Regions from separate parts of the Homo sapiens genome. Here region 1 is linked to region 2. Evidence: read pairs that join two places in POLR2A ChIA-PET (ENCODE). Cell type or tissue: OCI-LY7. All regions are shown on one strand. Links, peaks and the distances in the headings refer to the core of each region. The heading gives the core; the rest is flanking DNA. Region 1 overlaps CARMIL1 (capping protein regulator and myosin 1 linker 1). Region 2 has its middle 130 kb from the start of CARMIL1.

What was found. Peaks named below come from ENCODE experiments on the same cell type or tissue, not always from the same donor. Only the 100,000 strongest peaks of a DNase experiment are listed, where the experiment ranks them.
Region 1: POLR2A ChIA-PET joins it to region 2 with 5 read pairs; 1 of 35 experiments calls an interaction of 5 or more read pairs at or near these places.

The regions. Positions count from the first base shown.
Region 1 is chr6:25,295,852-25,300,851 of GRCh38, forward strand. The region is part of intron 2 of CARMIL1 (capping protein regulator and myosin 1 linker 1); the gene reads left to right. Among named protein-coding and RNA genes, the nearest start is that of CARMIL1, 19 kb to the left of the region's middle. In OCI-LY7, for the core only: no CTCF peak of the experiment used is centred there; DNase peaks (open chromatin) are centred at 700, 1,888 and 2,780; H3K4me3 peaks cover 1,119 bases; H3K27ac peaks cover 719 bases.
Region 2 is chr6:25,142,187-25,152,560 of GRCh38, forward strand. It overlaps the pseudogene CANT1P1. Among named protein-coding and RNA genes, the nearest start is that of CARMIL1, 130 kb to the right of the region's middle. In OCI-LY7, for the core only: no CTCF peak of the experiment used is centred there; a DNase peak (open chromatin) is centred at 5,125; H3K4me3 peaks cover 1,226 bases; H3K27ac peaks cover 1,395 bases.

The sequences.
Region 1 (5,000 bases), core at 1-5,000, 150 kb after region 2:
GCTGAATCCTAGGTAGGTGTGAGCCTGTATTATATGATTCAGATCTTTGCCCTTGTCGTGGGACTTTCTTACCTTGGGCCTTTGAATGCTCTCATAAATGGTAGTTGAGTAGATTCACAAATGATAAGGCACATGGCACTTTCATTAGATGAAATGTAATTAACAAGAACCATAAGCTAATATGCATGTAGAACTAGTCCAATGTCTTAGAAGATAATTTAGTATCATAATGAAAGGAGACATTGTTTTTCTTCCCAGACAGTTCTGAAGGCAGTTGATTTTATCTGTATAGCCAACAACAATTTCTTAAGTCTCATGGTCCTTCCCCACTCCACTAGAAGCTGCAGAGTAGTCCTTCTCATTCTCATTTACTGTCCCAATTTCCTGACCCTTTCACTATCTCCCTGTCCTGGGAGAGGGGTGTCCAGGTGATGAGGACCTATGGCCTCTTTTCTGCCATGAGGAGCTCCTTGTGGAGCCCTGTCCTCCTTGCTGAGGCCCTCAAGAGTGCAGCCTGCTTTTCTGTGTCCTTTCAAAGCTACCATTGTGTACTATGTTGCTTGTGGCTGTCTTTTCTTTCAAGCCTGGCAGATAGGATGATATTCCTCAGGGACCTCCTTATTTGCTGTCTCAGAAAACAAGCACAGAGGACTTTCTTAGTTACCCTGTAGAACAGACAAAGAAAATCAAGACGCCCAGATGCGGGGAAGTGACTGAGAACCTTGCAAGGTTCTTTTAAGGCAATCTCTCTGCTCTTTGATGCCTAACCTTATGGGGCACAGCCACACTCACTTGCAGAATCTGAGCTAAGGTGTGGCCAGGAGAAGTCCAGGCCAGTGAATGTTATCAGTGGTCATTTCTTGGTTTCCTGAATCCATCTGTCTTAAATCAGCTGTCACTAGCAACCAAAAAAAGATCTTATCATCTGTCATAGGCATGACCTGAAGAGAAGCAGCTGTGCTTTGTTTTTTGCTAAGTCTTGGGCAGTTCAGTTTGGCACTTAGAGTATTCCAGCTCCTTTTCTTATAAGAATATCTATCTTTATCTATCTATCTATCTATCTATCTATCTATCTATCTATCTTTAACTAACTAACTAACTAACTAACTAACTAAAGCATTTTAAAACGTGGCATCTCGCTTTGTTGCTCAGGCTGGTCTCCAACTGTTGGACTCAAGCACTCCTCCTATCTTGGCCTCCTGAGTGTCTGAGACTACAGGCACAGGCCACCATGCCCAGCCTCAGCTCCTTTTCTTTTAAATCTCTTGGTCCAATTTATATTCTTTGCCAGCATCCTTGGGACAGCACAAATGTTGAAGTTTGGGGAAACATTTTGTACAACTTTGTTCACTGAATCACAGTCACTGCTTGTGCTGTTGATAATCAAAACTAGGCTGCACAGAGTGACGTAGTCACATATTTGGCTTGGGTGTACAGATGTTTCCCTTCAAGCATCTTGGATGTCTTGCTCCTTATCAGAATTTTATCTCCCCCAAATTCATTGTTTGTGAATTAACTGTAAAGTTCTGGGAGCGATTTCCTTTTCAACAGTTTGCCTTTCTAGAAAAAAACTTTTGGAGTTTAAATAGCACTTAACCCTCTATCATTTTACTCTCTCTGAAGTGGTCTCTGTGGAGAACATGTTGGGTCTTCTCTGTTCAATATCTCTCTCTCTCTTTCTTGGCAAAGCCTGGATGCGAGAAGTTGGTCCAATCTTTCCTGTCCAGGGTTGCTTGTTAATACAGCATCTGGAGCAAAGGAAAGGCTATTAGCACCTTGTCACTTGGAGTTTCTTAAGCATTGTTCCATTTATGTGTTCTTTCTGCAGAGATTTAATGAAAGTGGCATCTGTCTTTACACCTGACATATGCAGGTTGTCCGCAGAACTGAACAAGTGGTGTCAGCAACACTGTATATGCAGGAAGGCTTCATGCTCACGTCGTTTTTTCTGTGTTCTCTGGGAGTAGCCAACTTCTTTATTCATCAGAGTAGGGCTTTACATTTTAATATTCTAGAGAGAGATGCTTGTGGTGATATATTTAGCCTTAAATTCAGGAATGGCTTCTTTTTTCAATGTCTTTACATTTTACGCCTCCCATTTTCTGTGTTAATAGGTAAGTGTGCCTACATTTAAATTCTGAAATGGCATTTGCTAACATTTAATCTTGGCCAAGTTATTTAACTTCTCTGTGCCTTACTTTCTTCATCTGTAAAATGGGTGTAATAACAAAAAACTACATTGTAGCTTTGTTTTGAAAATTAAGTGGGATATTACATATAAAATATTTCATAATAGTGCCTGGCACATAGTAAGTCATGAGTAAGTCTTAGCTGTTATTGTTAGGGGTAGTGTCGTGATAATGCTAAATGCTTTGATTAAAAGAATCTAATTGTATATTTGAGTCACAGATTATTCAGATATATTTTATATAAATATTTCAAAAGAAATACCTCAACTTTGCATGTCTTCCTGGCCCTGTACAAGGTACATGTTGTTATGTTTTCTCTGCTCAGAGCTATTTTAAGCCAGTACAGACTGTCTACAGAAATGGGTTTAGAATGTTTTTTCACTCTGCTGTTCTTAAAGAGGGTACACTGCTTTTGAGAAATCTTTTTTAAAGAAAGGGTTCAAGTTCAGTGTTGAGAAATTTGTCTCTGAGGACAACGCTGTGCATTTCCAATACGTATCTGTTTTTCATCTTGCTTTCATTGCAGATCTGCATGTATTTAGATATATGCTCAAGTCCCTCTTTCACTTCCCAGTTACTTAGAGTGAAAAAAAGAAAACATCAGTAGTTGGTGCCTGTTCATTCACTTAGGGCTTTCTTGGTCCTTTCAGGGCACTGCTGTCTGTTGCTGTTGCCTCACTCAGTTTGCTTCCTCTTGGATTTCAGTTATGATTGCTTTTTTTTTTTTTTTTGAGACGGAGTTTTGCTCTTGTTGCCTGGGCTGGAGTGCAATGGCGCGATCTCGGCTCACCGCAACCTCCGCCTCCTGGGTTCAAGCGATTCTCCTGCTTCAAATTCCCGAGTAGCTAGTATTACAGGTGTGTGCCACCATGCCCAGCTTATTTTGTATTTTTAGTGGAGACAGGGTTTCTCCATGTTTCAGGGTGGTCTCGAACTCCTGACCTCAGGTGATCTGCCCGCCTCAGCCTCCCAAAGTGCTGGGATTACAGGTGTGAGCCACTGCGCTTGGCCGATTGCTTTTATTTTATAGCCGGTCCTTGATCGGGGGTGCAGGGTGCATTATCTGAGTTCATTGGTGTGTGTGGCTCTGTGTCTCCATAGTCAGAAGGATTCCTGGGCATGCTGGATTCTTTTTTTTTTTTTTTTTTGGGAAAGAGTCTCACTCTGTTGTCCAGGCTGGAGTGCAGTGGTGCAATCTTAGCTCACTGCAACTTCTGCCTCCCGGGCTCAAGGGATTCTCCTGCCTCAGCCTCCTGAATAGCTGGGATTACAGGTGCCTGCCACCATACCCAGCTAATTTTTTGTATTTTTAGTAGAGACGGGGTTTTACCATGTTGGCCAGGCTGGTCTCAAAGTCCTGACCTCAGGTGATCTGCCCGCCTCGGCCTCCCAAAGTGCTGGGATTACAGGCCTAAGTCACAGCACCCGGCCCATGCTGGGTTCTTAATCTCCAGGCTGTGCTGGACTCTCACCTTCTAACCAACCTTGAGGTATTTCAGTCCCAGCACTATTGACATTTTGGTCAAAACAATTGTTGTGGGGGCTGTCCTGTGCATGATAGGATGTTTACCAGCATCTGTGGCCCCTCCCCACTAGATCCTGGCACCATCACCCACTCTTCCCACAGTTGGGATAATTAAAAATGTCTCCAGAGGCTGGGCACGGTGGCTCATGCCTGTAATTCCAGCACTTTGGGAGGCCGAGGCGAGCGGATCACCTGAGGTCAGGAGTTTTTGAGACCAGCCTGGCCAACATGGCGAAAACCCATCTCTACTAAAAATAGAAAAATTAGCTGGGTGTGGTGGCGGGTGCCTGTAATCCTAGCTACTTGGGAGGCTGAGGCATGAGAATTGCTTGAAACTGGGAGGTAGAGGTTGCAGTGAGCTGAGATTGTGCCACTGCACTCCAGCCTGGGGCGACAGAGTGAGACTCCACCTCAAAAAAAAAAAAAAAAAAGTTTCCAAACATTGTCACATGTCCTTTGGATTGTAGAATTGGCCCCCCCACTGAGAATCATTGGTTTAGATCAGTGGGTTTCAAATGTCAGAGAGCAGGTGTGTATTTTATCATATTTAGCTTCTAGAGTTATGTCTAAGTCTCGAAATTTACAGTTTTATGATATAGCCATTGTTGATTTATCTAAAAGTCTATATGCATTTAAAATGCTTATTTTTGAAATATTTAGATAACCAAATCTGTATGTAACAAAAATAACAAATCCCACCACATAGCAATTTGTCTTGTTTTAAGATACCTAAAAGATCAGACCAGTGGTTCTCAATATTTGGTCCTGAGAAACAGCAACATTAACATCACCTGATAACTTATCAAAAATGCAAAAGCAGGCCAAGCGTGGTGGCTCATGCCTGTAATCCCAGCAGTTTGGAAGGCCAAGGAGGGAGGATCACTTGAGGCCAGGAGTTCGAGACCAGCCTGGCCAACATGGCAAACTCCTGTCTCTGCTAAAATATGGAGGCACACACTTGTAATCCCAGCTATTTGGGAGGCTAAGGCATGAGAGTCACTTGAACTCGGGAGGTAGAGGTTGCAGTGGGCTGAGATCGTGCTACTGCACTCCAGCCTGGGTGACAGAGTGAAACTTTTCCTCAAAACCAAACAAAACAAAAAAGCAAAATCAAAGCATAGGAGACCTATCTAGACCTACTAAATCAGAAACTCTGGCAGTGGAGCCCTGCGATCTGTTTTAACAAGCCCTTCAGGTCATTTTGATGCACACTGAAGTTTGAGAAACACTTGGTTAGTTACTTAGGTAACTAGGTAACTAAGTATATTACTAAGTTACTTAGATAA
Region 2 (10,374 bases), core at 3,161-8,160:
AAATATTGTGTTAAAATAATTTGTTTTAATCAAGATTTTTTTTACATTCCTTAAATTTTCTACAACTTAAAAGTGGTCTCACTTGTCTCACCCTAATCCTGGGCTCTGTTATTTTCTGATGCTTAATTATGATCTAAACTAGGAACTAGTTAGAAGTCAGCTTCATAGTCAATGTATGTATCTCACCTGACTTATCTCCATCCTGTTCTTTTTCTGAAGATTAGTAGGAACCAGATATAAGTGTGTAACAAACGAATTTTTAAAATTTACCTCACTAGAGATCACAGAAAATACCTATATTAATAAAAATGTCATTGGTTTACTATGTCGAGGGCCTATGGAATAAACAGTGATGCTCTTGAAACTTATTTTGAAAATTCAAAATCTAGACCTCAAAAAAATACAGAGAGGAGTAGAGTTTTATGAGGTAAAAATGTCATTCATTCATGCTCTGATGGCACCTCACACCCTGAGGATCTCTTCAAAGACCAGTGGCTGGGGCTTCTAAGCTCAGAGCTGAGGGAGAGGCAAGGATAGGAATGATATAAATGTCAACTATACTTGCAGTCCAAGCAGGGCAAGGAGCCCAAATAAAGACTACTTATGAAGCTAGAAATCCTCCAGAGGGTCATAATCTGAGAAAAAGGGTGGAGGAAGAAAAGGCAACTCATTCAGAATTTTCAGTCTGTATGTACATTTTGCTCCCCGTCTTAGGTATTTTGTTTTCAATGGGAAGATGTTCAGTATTCTGTTCAAGAAAAGGTAAACTCTATGAAGGCCAAGACTACAGTGCCTGTCCCGTGGTAGGTGCTCAGTAAATATCTAGTGAATTAAAGAATATCCTCACACGAACAAAATGTGTACTCCATGGTTAAAAGAAGAAAAATTCACCTACTGTACCCTGTGATACTCAATATCTAAAATCAATCACATAAGCTTCCACTTTAGGAAACTAGAAAAAGGAAAGTAAATTAAATTCAAAGGAAGCAGAAAAAAAGAAATGAAAATTAGAGCAGAAATCAATGGAATTGAAAACAGAAAACTAATAGAGAAATGCAACAAAACCAAATGCTGGTTCTTCGAAAAGATCAAAAAAGTGATAAGCCCACAGCTAGGCTAACTAATATTTTAAAAGAGAGAGAGAGGGAGGATGCAAAAATATTAATATCAGGCTGGGCACAGTGGCTTATGCCTGTAATCCCAGCACTTTGGGAGGCCAAGGCAGAAGCATCACTTGAGCCCAGGAGTTCAAGACCAGTCTGGGCAACAAAGTGAGACCCTGTGTCTAAGGCAGGTGTGGTGGCTCACATCTGTAATGCCAGCACTTTGGGAGGCTGAGGTGGGCGGATTGCTTTGAGCTCAGGAGTTCAAGACCAGCCTGGGCAATACAATGAAACCCCATCTCTACAAAAAATGCAAAACAATTAGCCAGGCATTGGTGGCTTGTACTTGTAGTCCCAGCTGCTTGGGAGGCTGAGACTGGAGAATCACTTGAGCCCAGAAAGCAGAGGTTGCAGTGAGCTGAGATCGTGCCACTGCACTCTAGCCTGGGTGACAGAGCGAGTCCCTCTCTCAAAGGAAAAAAAAAAAACAGACCCTGTGTCTACAAAAACAAAAAATACAATATCAGAAATGAAAGAAGGGACAACACTATGGAACTTATGGACATTAAAAAGATAATAAAGGAATGCTATGAAAAACTCTACGCTCACAAATTTGATAACCTAGGTGAAACAGACCAATCCATTCAAAGACACAATCTGCCAAAACTTGTACAAAAAGAAATAGACTATCTGAGTAGTACTATATATATTAAATAAATTGAATCGGTAACTAAGAACCTTCTAAAACAGAAAGCATCAGGCCCAGAAGGGTGTACTGGTGAATTCTACTATAATTTTAAAGAAGAATTTATACCAATTTTCAAAAGTCTCTTCCAGAAGACAGAAACAGAGGGAATATTTCCTGACTCATTCTATGAGCCCATAACCCTAATACCAAAATCAGACAAAGTTATAACAAGAAAAAAAAACTACAGGCTAATTTCTTTCATGAACATAGATGCAAAAATACTCAACAAAATATTATCAGATATAGCAATGGATAAAAAGAATTATATGCTATGACCAAATGGGATTTATTCCAGGCATGTAAGGCTGGTTCAACATTCAAAAGTCACTAATATAATGTATCAAATCAATAGGCTAAAGAAGAAAAGTCACATGATCACATGCATTTGATAAAATCCAACACTCATTCATGATAAAAACTCTCAGCACACTAGAAATACAGTGAAACTTCTTCAGCTTGATAGAGAACATTTACAGCTGGGCACAGCAGCCCATACCCATTAATCTAAGTGTTTTTGGGGGTCAACACAGAAGGATTACTTGAGGCCAGGAGGTTAAGACCAGCCTGGTCAACATAGCAAAACCCCATTGCTAAAAAATAAAAATAAAAAAGCGCCAGGTGCGGTGGCTTATGCCTGTAATCCCAGCACTTTGGGAGGCTGAGGCAGGTGGATCGCCTGAGGTCAGGAGTTCAAGACCAGCCTGGCCAACATGGTGAAACCCCGTCTCTACTAAAATACAACAATTAGCCAGGCATGGTGGCCTACGCCTGTAATCCCAGCTACTTGGGAGGCTGAAATAGGAGAACTGCTTGAACCCAGGAGGCGGAGGTTGCAGTGAGCTGAGCTCATGGCACTGCACTTCAGCCTGGGTGACAGAGTGAGACTCCATCTCAAAAAAAAAAAAAAAAAATTAGCCAGGCATGGCAGTATGCATCTATAGCCCTAGCTACTTGGTAGGCCAATATGTAAGTATCACTTGAGCCCCCAGTTCAAAGCTGGGGTGACCTATGATCACACCACTGGACTCCAGCCTGGGAGACAGAGCAAGACCCTGTATCTTAAATAAATAAATAAATTAATTAATTAATTAATTAAAACATCTACAAAAAATGAGAAAGTAGAAGCTTTCTTACTAAGATAAGGACAAGGCAAGGATGTCGTCTCTCACCACTGCTTTTCTACATTGCATTGAAAGTTCTAGACAATAAAATAGGGCAAATAAATAAATAAGTGGTATACAAATTGGGAAGAAAGAAGTAAAACTGTTTTTGTTCACAGATAACATGATTGCCTATGTAGAAAATCTGAAATAATCAATTCTTAAATGTGGGCTGCACATAGAGACTTCCTTTCATAGAGACTTCCTTTCAAAGAGTACAGTATGGAAATGATGAAAAAAAGAGTAACTTTAACAGTAAGGAAATGTGACAATCCGTCAATATCAACGGTGATAAATTATGTTAGAATGTAACTTTAATATGATGTGGTCTTCCTCCTGCAAACCCATAATCCCAGTCTAACCATGAGAAAAAAAATCAGATAAATTCCAGTAGAGAGGTAACCTATAAAATACATGGTCTGTACTCCTTGAAACTCAAGGTCATCCAAAACAAGAAAAATCTAAGTAAATATTACAGCCAAGAGAAGCCTAAGGAGACATGATAGCTCCTTAGCTAATGTGATGTGGTATCTTAGATGTAACCCTGAAACAGAAAAAGACATTAGGTAAAAGTAAAGAGACCTGAATAAGCTACTCAGCACATTAAGGCAAGAAAAAAAAAAGTCAAACACATAAGGAGTGGAAAGAAAAAAAATCATTTTTGAAGATACTTAGAACTGACTGTATACATAAACATTCAGAAGAACCCACATATAAATTATAAGACTCTGAGAGTTTAGTACAGCTGTTAGATATATAATCAATAGTTTAAGAAATCAATTTATTCTCACATCAGCAATAAAAAATACAAAAATTGAATTTAAAAATATATCATTTAAGATAGCAGAAAAGGCTGAGGTGGATCACCTGAGGTCAGGAGTTCGAGACCAGCCTGGCCAACATGGTGAAACCCCGTCTCTACAAAAAATACAAGATTAGCCGGGTGTAGTGGCACATGCCTGTAATCCCAGCTGCTCAGGAGGCTGAGGCAGGAGAATTGCTTGAACCCGGGAGGCAGAGATTGCAGTGAGCCGAGATCGTGCCATTGCACTCCAGCCTGGGCAACAAGAGAGAAACTCCATCTCAAAAAATAAATAAATAAATAAAAATTAAAAGATAGCATAAAAAATGAAATATCAAGAAATACATTTAACAAAAGATGATCTCTTTGGAGAAAATTATAAAACTCTATTGAGAGATATTAAGTGTATCTATAAACGAAGAGTTATATTATGTTCATAGATAGGAAGCTCAATATTATGAAGATAATCAATTTACTCCAAATTTATCTGTAGATTTACTATAGTCTCAATAAAACCCCCAGAATTTTTTTTTTTTTTTTACAGCTTAAAAACTTACTCTAAAATTTATTAAGATATGCCAAGGGCCAAAAAGAGAAAAAACATTCTTCAAGAAGAACAAGGTGGGAGATGAGAGAGGATTTGTCCTAGCAAATATCAAGACTTATTGTAAGCTATAATAATTAAGATCATATAGTGTTGGCTCAGTGGTAGATAAAATAATCAAGGGAACAGGATAGAGGCCTGGAAACAAGTCCACATATACACCAACACTTGATAAGTGACACTGTAGATCACTAGGGAAAGGATAAATGTTTCCACTAAACTTGCTGGGGTAACTGGGATCCCATATTGGAAAAATAGATTGGACTCTTTCCTTATTCCATAGATAAAAATCAATTTCAGACAAGTTAAAAGACTTACATTTAAAAGATAAACAATCAAGCTTTTGGAAGGTATTTAGGAGAAATTTTTTATAATCTTGGGACACGGTGGATTTTTTTCAACAAAACACAAAAAGCTCTACCCAAAAGGAAAATTATTGCAATTTTAGATTACACCAAAAGAACATATACACCCCAAAACACAATAAAAGAGTAAAAAGGTAAGACACATAATGAAAATTTGCAACATAAATATGACAAAGGATTTCTATGCAGAATATAGAAGAATGTCTATAAATCAATAAGAAAAAGACAATCTATAAGAAAAATGGGCAAAAAGGTTTGAATAGGTACTTCATAAAATAGAATATCCAAATTGTGACTAACTGTATAAACAGAGCTCAGCCTCACTAGCAATGGGGAAGTGAAAATAAAAACCACAATGAAGTACCACTATACTTACCAGAACAACTAAAATTAAAACAACTGCAAGTACTAAATGTTGATAATAGGAGTATGGAAACTCTCATATGTTACTAATGACAATGTAGTGAGGTTCAATCTCATTGAAAAATAGTGTGGCATTCTACACTAAAACAGAGAATACACATATACTGTCACCTAACAATCCTACTCTTAGCTAAGTCTCAACACTGGAGAAATATGTGCATATGTTCTTCAAGATACATGTACAAGAATGTACATCACAGCATTATTCATATTACATTTGAGTATATTACATTGGAAACAATGCAAATGTTCATCAACAATGAAATGATAAATTATGTATTTATATGTTATGTAAATTATACGCTATAACAGTAAAGTAGCATTCTGTGGAACACAAAAAGACAAATAAACCAATTAAGACTACTTGTAACAACGTGCACCAATGCCCAGAAATAATATTGGATAAAAAGAACAAAACACACACACACAGAGGCAACGTGACTCCATTTAAATAAAGTTCCCTAACAAGAAAACTAAAGTGTATTGTTTCAGAAAATGAGAAAAATATTACAAGAGTCAGGGTACTATATATCTTTAAGGAGAGAGTTTTAATCAGAAAGGAGCACATATGTAGGATGCAATTAAAGCAAGACATGGGGCAAATTTGTAGCTTTAAATGGCTATAATAGAAAAGAAGAACGATCTTAATAATCTTAAGACTTCAACTTCAGATCTAGAAAAGGAAAAGCAAACAAAACCCAAAACAAGTAGAATAAGAAAATAATAACAGGGTAAAAATAAAAGAAGTAGAAAAAACAAAAAAAATAGAAAATCAGTAAAATCAAAAAATGGTTCTTTGAAAAGATCAGCAAAATTGGCAAACCTTCAGGTAGATTGAACAAGATAAAGAGATAAAGCACAGATTACAAAAAAATCCGGAATGAAAGAGGAGATATTACCATTAATCCTACAAATATTAAAAGGACTATAAGTAAATACTATGAATAAATATATGCCAACAAATTAGATAATTTAGGTAATGTGGGCAAATTCCTAGAGCAACACAAATTGCCAAAATGGACTCATAAAGGAATAGAAAACATGAACAAACCTATGACAGGAAAAGAGATCGAATCAGTAATTTAAAGTATTTTCAAAGAAAAACATAGAACCCAGAGGCTTCACTGGTGAATTCTATCAAACATTTAGAGAAAAATTAGTACTGATAGTCCATAAACTTGTCCAGATCAATTGGGATTTATCCTAGGAATGCAGGATTGATTTAATACATGAAAATCAATTATGTAATATACCACATTAAGAGAATAAAAGGTAAAAACCACATAATAGTCTCAAAAGAAATTATAATGCAGAAAAAAATTTTGAAAAAAAATACCCTTTCATGACTAACTCCCACCCCCTCACAACGACACACTTTACAAACTAATAGTAGAAAGTAATTTTCTCAATCTAATTAAGGGAACCCATGAAAAACCCAAAACTAACATTATACTCAATAGCAAAAGACTGGATACTTTTTCCCTAAAATCAAGAAGAAGATAAGGATATCTGCTCTCACCACTTCCATTCAACATTTTACTGAAGGTTCTAGACAGGAAAATTAGGCAAAATAAAGCCATCAAGTTGGAAAGGAAGAGTAAAGGTATTTGCAGACAACATGATCTTGTATATATAAAATCCTAAAACATTTACTAAAAAATTTCCAGAGCTAATAGACAAGTTAGGCAAAATGTCAGATACAAGATGAATATACAAAAATCAATTGCATTTCTACATGTTAGCAATGAACAACTCAAAAAAGAGATTAAGAAAAAAATTCATTCAGAATGTAATTAAGAACAATAAACACTTTGGAATAAGTATAACAAAAGAAGTACAAAACTTGTACACTGCAAACTACAGAATATTTTTAAAATTAAACATCTAAATAAAGAGGAAGATACTCCATGTTCATAGATCAGAAGGTTAGATGGCAGTACTCCCCAAATTTTTCTACAGAGTTAATGCAATTCCTTTCTAAATCCCAGAAACTCACAAGCTGATCCGAAAATTCGTAAGAACACACAAAGGACTCTGATTAAAATAATCTTGAACAAAGTTGGAGAACTCATACTTCTCCATTTCAAAACTTACAACAATATTACACTAATCAAGATAGTGTAGTACTGGCATGAAGGTAAACATAGAATTGAGAGTCCAGAAATAAGCTCGTGTGTGTGGTCAATTGATTTTCAAGAAAGTGTCAAGACCATTCAATGGGGTGAAGAATAATCCTGTATTCAACAAATGGTGCTGGGCCAACTGAATAGCCACATGCAAAAGCATAATTTGTACCCCTACCCCACACCACATACAAAAATTAAGTCAAAATGAATCATAGACCTAAATATAATAGCTAAAACTATAACACTTTTAGAGGAAAACTGTAGGGAGTGAGTTCCAGAATTTCTGGACTGATCGAAGAAAAAGATATGATGAGCTGGCAGCAACATGCACAAGCTTTAGCAGGGTGCTGCTTTAGCAAGTAAGCAGGAGGAATGAGTCCTTCACATCTTGAAACTATCCGGAGTCTTGGAGGGACCACCATTCAGAAGGGGAGGAGAGCAAGGAAACTTCTAGGAAAGGGGATAAGTCAGAGGCACAGCAGGGAGTCTCAGGGTTAGTGAACTCAAAGGACAGCAGCAGCCTGGCAACTTTATAACACTGGGGCTTATCTTATCTATGGATAATAAATATTGCCAATTTCATGGAGTATGCAGATCAGGCCCTAAATGGCTAAAAATATGCTTATTTGGGCTATGTTTAAAACAATTGTGTGTGTACAATTTTAAGTCTGGTGCTGGCAGCCTTTGAGCCAATGGATCTCAGTCTGCTGTGAAGAAATAAACAACTTAAGAGCCAACACATAGAGAACATCTTTGAGTCATTTGTGAGGTTGGTGCAAAAGTAATCGCAGTTTTTGCCATTACTTTTCAAGATAAAAACCATGATTACTTTTGCACCAACCTATACTTTAGAAATATAGGAATATATCTATGTGACTTTGGGTCAGGCAATGATTTTGTAGATACAACACCAAAAGCACAGGCAAAAGAAGAAAAGAAATGAGAAATTTGACTTTATCAAAATTAAAAACATTTGCATTTCAAATGACACCATCAAGAAAATGAAAATAACCCAAAAGCTGCGAGAAAATATTTGCAAATTATATATCTGTAAGAACCTTGTATCAAGAATATACAAAAAACTTTAAAACTCAATAATAAGAAAACAACCCAACTAAAAATAATCAAAGGGGAGCCAGGCATGGTTGTGCACATCTGTAGCCCTAGCTACTCAGGAGGCTGAGGGAGGAGGATCACTTGAACCCAGGAGTTTGAGAGCAGCCTGGGCAACATAGCAAGACTCCCATCTTTAAATAAATAAAATAAAACAAACGATTTGAATAGACACTTCTCCAAAGAAGATATATAAATGGTCAGTAATGCGCATGAATAGAAGTTAACCATCCTTAGTCATGATAGAAACTCAAACCAAACTACAGTGAGATGGTACTTCACATCCATTAGGATAGGTATAAGAAAAAATGAAGGTAATATCAAGTGTTGCTGAGGTTGCAGAGAAACAGGAACCAACAAACACTGTTGTTGATAAACTTTGGAAAGGTTTGGCAGATTCTCAACATGTTAGAGTTTCTGTTGATCCAGCAATTCTACTCCTCGGTCTCCACCCAAAGAACTGAAAGCATATGTCCACACACACACACAAACCTGTATATAAATGTTCACTTTGCTACTACTCATAGCAGCCCGAAAGTACAAACAACCTAAATGTCTATCAATTAGTGGATAAATGTATACATCCATATATTGAAATACTATTTGGCAATAAAAAGGAATAAATTACAATACATGCTACAACATAGATGCATCTCAAAAAATTCTGCTAAATGAAAGCAGTCAGACCCAAAGACCGCATATGATATAATTCCATTTGTATGATATGTCCAGAATAGGCAAATTCACAGAGACAGTAGACCAGTGGTTATCAGAGACAATGGTGGGGGTGTAGACAGAAAATGGGGACTGACTGATCAAGGGCACATGGTTTCTTCATGAGGTGATGGAAAAATTCTAAAATTAGATTGTGAAGATGGTTGCACAACTCCATTAAGTATACTAAAGACCATTGAATGGTACACTTAAATCAGGTGAATTTTATGGTATTTAAATCATATTATCTATAAAGCTATTTTAAAAAGAAAGAAAGAAAGCAGCATATGAGAGATTTCTGGGGTGCTCACAGGTAATATTACATTTTCTTTTTTTTTTTAACCTAGGTTAAACTGGTGTTCATTTTCTAAGTGTTCTTCATTTATGGTTTTTGAGCTGTTCTGTATGTTATATTCCACAATAAAAACAATGAGGAAACTGCTGTTTCAAATATGCCTTTTCAAAGTATACTCACTCCTCACTTATTCTGATGTACAATTGTAAGTAAAGTTTGACCTCTCAAGAGAGAGCAGCCCACTCCTGCAACAAGCTATAACCAAGTATAATCAAGCTATAATCTGCTATAATTAAGGAAGGTCCTACTGCAAACAGGTTTGGCTTTCAAGTCAGCCAAACTGCCTGGATGGAGTGTCTTCCAGTGACAAGTTCTGGAAGTTTTGAGTTATATTTTAATAAGAGAAGTGCTTCCTGTACACTATGCATGAGTAATAATGATGATTGTAATAATTAGATTACACTTAAAGGGCAAAATACTAAAGAAAAAGTCATTGCAAATTTCATATTTTTCATTCTCATTCACTTGTTAAAACATCTTCTTTGGAAATAATCGTAGACTCACAGAAATTTGCAAAAATAGTCCAGAGTCCCCTGTACCCTTCAGTTAGCTTCCCCAATAGTGATCTCTTATGTAACTGTATTACTGTATTACAATATCAAAACCGGGAAATTGACATTGGTACAATACTGTTAACTAGAGCACAGACTTTATTCTCATGTCACCAGTTTTCACAGGCATCTATTTGTGTGTGTGTGTGCGTGTGTGTATACAGTTCTATGAAATTTTATTCTATGCTTTAATTTGTGTAGCCATCACTACTCTCACATAACTCAGGCCAGGCGAGCTTACTAAGGGTGGAAGTCGGACTCCCTGCTCCACTGGGTCCCGCCTGCCCTTCAGTCTCATGCCTGCCCAGCC